2 separate regions of the Homo sapiens genome follow, and region 2 is linked to region 1. The links are chromatin contacts, found by Hi-C in ENCODE. All regions are on one chromosome and are shown on one strand. Each heading gives the region's core, a stretch centred on a gene start or an enhancer-like site at or near the end of the contact. The rest is flanking DNA. Distances are from core to core; before and after follow the strand shown. Region 1 overlaps GRM8 (glutamate metabotropic receptor 8). Region 2 overlaps GRM8 (glutamate metabotropic receptor 8).

Region 1 (2,850 bases), core at 166-2,665:
ACCCTGCCTCAAAAAACAAAACAAAAAACCAAAACAGAACAATACAAAAAGTTGGGGAAAATGACTTTTTGTTTGCTCTGTGCTGTGAATTGAGTCTTCTTTTGCCATTTGTGAGTGACATCAAGAAATATTTTAATCACTTCTCAAAATGTTGGTGAGAATTTAGTTTTTAAATATTACATAATGCTGGGCCCTGTCTACATGGGGCATTGACTTTGCAGATGTTAAACATATTTACAGATGAGGAAACCAAAGCTCAGAGACTAGAAAGGGCTTACTCATGACTCTCCAGCTATAGCATTTGACCAATACTAAAGCTGTTTGCATTACACAGTGGTTGCCTCCATCAGCCTCCATCATGTTTCTTGTTAGTAACCATTCTGGGAGAAGAGTGGATGAGAGCTAATAATTGGGTGATGAGAGAAATATATTTGGGTTCAAGACCAAAAATTGCACTTGGAAGTTAAGTTCTCAAAATAAGAGAGACACAAATATAAGAAAGAAAGCAAAACTCATTATACTGCCTTAGGAAATACAATTTTTTTTTAGGGGTTGGCATCTCACAAATGCGAGAGTATCACAGGCTTACAATTTCAAAAAACAGTGTGTATGTAAACAAGGATAATGTTTCTGAGTTCCACATTGACATCTGATTATTCAATTATGTTGGTTTGGTTAAATTTTTTTTCTTACCTTAAGTTCAAAGATACAACTCATGAGTCAAGTAGCAGATTTTATTTTATTCCCTATAGCAGCGGTCCCCAACATTTTTGGGACCAGGGACTGGTTTCATAGAAGACAGTTTTTCCATGGACTTGGGGTGAGAGGGATGGTTTCAGGATGATTTAAGTGCATTACATTTATTATGTGCTTTATTTCTATTATTATTATAATACATTGTAATATATAATGAAATAATTATACAACTCACCATAATGTAGAATCAGTGGGAGCCCTGAGCTTATTTTCCTGCAACTACAGAGTTCCATCTGGGGGTGATGGGAGACAGTGACATATCATCAGGCATTAGATTCTCATAACAAGTATGCATCCTAGATCCCTTGCATGCTCAGTTCACAATAGGGCTCACACTCCTATGAGAATCTGATGCCTGTGCCGATCTGACAGGAGGCAGAACTCAGGCAGTAATGCTTGTGCTGCTCACCTCCTGCTACGCAGCCCAGTTCCTAACAGGCCACAAACCGGTACCAGTCTATGGCCTGGGGGCTGGGAACCCCTGCCCTAGAGGATCTGTTGTCTACCCTTATAGTATATGGTTGCTCAAAGTTAACTGAGGGAAAAGGAATCACCAGAGAATTCGAGCCAGTTCTGAGACAGAGCTTGGAATTCAATAGGGCTGACAGAAGACTGTGAGTCATGTTATACTACCCTTGCCTAATAGAGTCAGTATTCATCAGGGAACCTCTTCACAGGAAGTGCTGAGTCCACACCTTAACAGTCAGGTCGATCAATGGTATCAGATAGTAGATGTAGTCTTGGGGCCAGTCTGCAAAACAGTCTAAAAAAAATTAAAAGGAGCCTGTTTCTAAAAAAAATAGTACAGTGTATTCTGTGAGTGTCTAATTAAAAAGAAAATGAAAAAGAAGTGGAATGTTAGTTGCCTTGGGGGATTTCAGATCACAAAGCACTCAAAGACTTAACTCTGTAGAAAAAAAGCAAAGTGAAGAGAGAGTTGGAAAACACATCTGAAGATTCAGGTAGTAAGATTTCAAACCTCAGTCCTGAAGATGTAGCTTCATCACTGACCGTATAATAGGTGGGAAAATCCCTAACTCCTTAGAGATGACACATCCAGCATTGGAATGTGTTATGATGAATACATGGTTTTCCAAATTCATCACATTCTTTTTTAATATCCCTTTAGTCTCTGTTTACAGACTTACTGGACTGCTTGCCAAGCCTGCAGTCAGTCATGCTGGAACTCTCTAAGGTTATCTAAGAGCTGTATTATATTCCAGCCAAAATCAGTGGAGTTGCTTATCTCCCACATTGATGAGGAGTTCAATGTTCTGCCAGTAACTATAGTAATGGTTTTGATGTAATGGTATATTTATTAAACCAATAGCTATGGTTCAGTGTTGGAACATTGAACAAGCCTCATTGGCTGAAGCCAGAAATGTGCATTTCTTCTCCAGGGTAGGTGGGTGATGGTAACAGTGTCATTTAAAATGGTGTTTTAAGTTTTACTTCTTAATTTCTTTTGAAGTTTTTATTTTAGAAGATTGCTTTAAGTCAAAAGCAAGAATATCTGATTTCACTTCTCCAGACCTTTGGACCTCCTTAGAGAGGCAACCTTTTTGAATTGTTTGCAGTATTTTTGTTAATAACTACAAGTATTATACCTCAACTTCTTCATCTATTAGGTTATTTTCTGAGAATGTGATAAGAAAGGTTGGAATTTGAGGATGGGCATGGTGGCTCATGCCTGTAATCCCAGCACTTTGGGAAGCCAAGGTGGATGGATCACCTGACTCTCAGGAGTTTGAGACCAGCCTGAGCAACATGGTGAAACCCTGTCTCTACTAAAAATTCAAAAATTAGCCAGGCATGGTGGCACACTCCCTGTAGTCCAAGCTACTTGAGAGGCTGAGGAAGGAGAATCACTTGAACCCGGGAGGCGGACGTTGCAATGAGCCGAGATAATGCCACTGAATTCTAGTCTCAGTGATAGAGTGAGACTCTGTCTCAAAAAAAAAAAATTAAAAAATAAATAAAATGAAATAAAGGTAAGAATTTGTTTACTTTTGCTGTCTTTTATACCCTCTTCCCTCCCCAAAGCTTGCTTTGTATATTTTTGAGATTCTGATTTTTCTTCTAGTAAATTTTGTG
Region 2 (2,920 bases), core at 247-2,746, 83 kb before region 1:
AGTTTACAAAGCTCAATCACGTACACATTATTATTTAACAGAAATGCCACCACAGGTAGGTTCCCCCTGCCACTTGTAATAGCTTGATTTTCTATTTCACAATTTTGGAGATTGTAGGAGATCGGTCAGGGTGGTGGGAAAAATTATAGAAAGATGGAAACATTCCTGGAAGGCTGGGAGGTTTTGCAGAAGCTTTGGGAAAGGATTGGGCTGAAGGCAGCTGAATTCTCTAAGAGTAGATAACAAGGAAGTGTAAGAGAATTGATCAAGGTAAGTTAGTTTACTTAGGCCTCTGAACCTGGGGGCGGGGCGGGGGGCGGGGCGCAACCATATTAATTACCTACAAGTGTGTTGCCTCAAGGCCTTTGTCTTTATATCTGTACTGAATAAATGACTGTAGCGGCCGCTTGTCAAGGCTGCGGCCTCTGTGACTCTTTACGGCATCCTCCTTGATGTCTGTGAGTGGCTCGGTCCCCTAGCCGCGCGGCCAGGCAAAACACCTGTGTCTGTGTACGTTTTTTCATCTGTCATTTGGCCAGGGTCTGCTGGGCGGGCCCGGCAGAAGACGAAGAGGATTTTTTTTCCAATCTAATATTGGGATTTCTGGTCTTCCTTCTTTACATAAAGTATATTCCTCCATTCCAGTTCCTTAGAGCACATACATCATCCCTGGTTCCCTGGTGTAAAAAGTTGAAGTATTTTGCTCCAGTTGATCTAGAATGTGGTCTTCTTATAAACTGTTAACAGATAAACCCAATGCCACAGGATTCATCTTGGACCAGGTTGCAGTATTGAGTGGACTGTGGACATAGATAACAGGTGATACATGTGCCTCACATTTATCATCCCCAAACTTCTTGGATTCGATGCTCTCTTAGGCTCCTTCCAAGACTGCCAGTTTTAGATCCTATTCTCTGCTCATCCAGTCCTACTCATTGGTTCCAATCACTAGTTCTGTTCTTTGTAAATCATTTTGCTTTCTCCCTCAAGTATAAGGCCAGGCCATTTTCTTTATCTTCTCTTTGGTCTCTGGAGAAGCATGACTTTATTCTTTTTGGAATTTGAGTTCACCAACATTTAGCTTCTGTTCAGAACTGCTTTCCATGACTCTGGGAGCCATAACTCAGCTCATGGCTGATGGACTGTTGTTGGAAATGTGTGGCCTCAGCATATGTTATGCCATCAACTTCACTCAGCTGAATCTCACCTGTTCTTTCTGCCTACTTCTCTTTATTTATTTTTCCTGTTTCCCCTTTTGAACTCATATGACTTTTAAAAGCTCTAGTTCCATTAAATTCTTTCCCAGCGGCTCAGGCCATTCCAGCCAACACATCATCAGCTGCAGGCTGTTGTTTCTTCTTTAAAAATTAATATAACCGTTAGCATCTCTTTACTTAATTTTAGTTTGTCGTTTCCGGCTTTAGAGAACACAAATCTATAATGAGGATTAGGGAGGAGCTCCCCCTATGCATACACAGGCCACAGGCCTTCTTTCCTGCACGCTTTAAATCACTCAGCGGAGGCTCCTCCTCTGTGGGTTTCCCCACTCACTCCACCCCCACCACAATAGCTCACTAATTAAACAACTGAATTCAAAGGTTCAAGTACATTCCCAGCATACACACTATGTCATTAGGTTTATGCAAACAAAGTAGTTTTACTGAATTTATACTTTTGACCTGTTATGTTTAGGCAAACACTTTCTTCCTAAAGCCTGCAGACTCTGGAGTTCAGAAGTTCTGAAATTCACAGAAGCTGAGAGTGATAGAAGCTTGGAACTATTATACATGCCCTCTGATTTCAAAGTTTATGTTCCTAAAGCATTGATTGCCCTAATAATTAGTAAACGTTAGAAATTTATATTTGGTTTACTAATGCTGTGTAATTGTTATCTTGTTTGTAAATTGGAATTGTATGTGACTTTTTTGGGGGGGGGTTGTTTTTACTGCTAAGAAAATATGTCAGTGTCCACTGCTCTATTAGGTTGGTACAAGAGTATTTGCGGTTTTCACCACAATTAAAAACCACAATTACTTTTGCACCAATGTAATATTTAATGTCAAGCAAGTAACTTAAGCTCATTTTTCCTTTCTAAAAGGTTATTTTTGTGTGTACAGGCACAACCTGACTTGATCTCGTAACTTAAGCTCATTTTTCCTTTCTAAAAGGTTATTTTTGTGTGTACAGGCACAACCTGACTTGATCTCTGTGATTCCATATTAATTTCCCTATGCCTTATTTTCCTCACCTAAAAAAATGAAGACAGTACCTCATGGATTTCTCTTGAAGAATAAATAATAGAAACCATTGTAGCACTCAGTAAATATAAATTGCTGTACGAACATTACTAAATCACAGCCATTGTGCTGTCTACATAAGCACTTTTCATTTGGGTTCCTTGCTAATGCATTAATCTGTTGCCAGAGGTAAGACCCTGCAACCGATGTCAGAAGTGGATGAATTTGTTTCCCTGAATATGCCTAGCTTTTAAAGGCTATGCTTACTGATGAGAGGCATAACTTTTTATTATTATTATTATTAATGATAAACACAGCTACTCTGTGAACACAAGCATCTCCAACATGCAGAAATAACCCCTCTCTGTCCAACTGTTAACTCTGATCTTCTTTTAGTGGCTGTGGTTCTGTTTGGTAGGTCTTTTGTTTTTTTATTTTTTTATTTTTGAGACAGAGTCTTGCTTTGTCATCTAGGCTAGAGTGCAGTGGCACAATCTCGGCTCACTGCAGCTTCCGCCTCCCAGGTTCAAGCGATTCTCCTGCCTCAGCCTCCTGAGCAGCTTGGGATTACAGGCACGTGCCACCAAACCTGGCTAATTTTTGTATTTTTAGTAGAAACCATGTTGGTCAGGTTGGTCTCGATCTCCTGACCTTGCGATCCGCCCGCCTTGGCCTCCCAAAGT

What was found. Hi-C counts contacts between places; a loop is a spot of excess contacts on that map. Pooled maps may share reads with other maps.
Region 2: a loop to region 1 is called in a map with no recorded cell type, with 2.2 times the contacts of the local background. The contact joins two enhancer-like sites. A Hi-C loop is called at or near these places in 4 of 37 single-sample maps with no recorded cell type and 2 of 50 pooled maps.

The regions. Positions count from the first base shown.
Region 1 is chr7:126,573,461-126,576,310 of GRCh38, reverse strand. All of the region lies in intron 8 of GRM8 (glutamate metabotropic receptor 8), which reads left to right. Among named protein-coding and RNA genes, the nearest start is that of MIR592, 480 kb to the left of the region's middle. RefSeq lists an enhancer at 966-2,165. Within about 2 kb of position 1,415, at least 2 of the 41 ENCODE cell types and tissues checked have a DNase peak (open chromatin) inside an H3K27ac peak, as active enhancers do.
Region 2 is chr7:126,656,432-126,659,351 of GRCh38, reverse strand. The region is part of intron 7 of GRM8 (glutamate metabotropic receptor 8); the gene reads left to right. Among named protein-coding and RNA genes, the nearest start is that of MIR592, 400 kb to the left of the region's middle. RefSeq lists enhancers at 1,091-1,140, 1,321-1,370, 1,681-1,750. Within about 2 kb of position 1,496, at least 2 of the 41 ENCODE cell types and tissues checked have a DNase peak (open chromatin) inside an H3K27ac peak, as active enhancers do.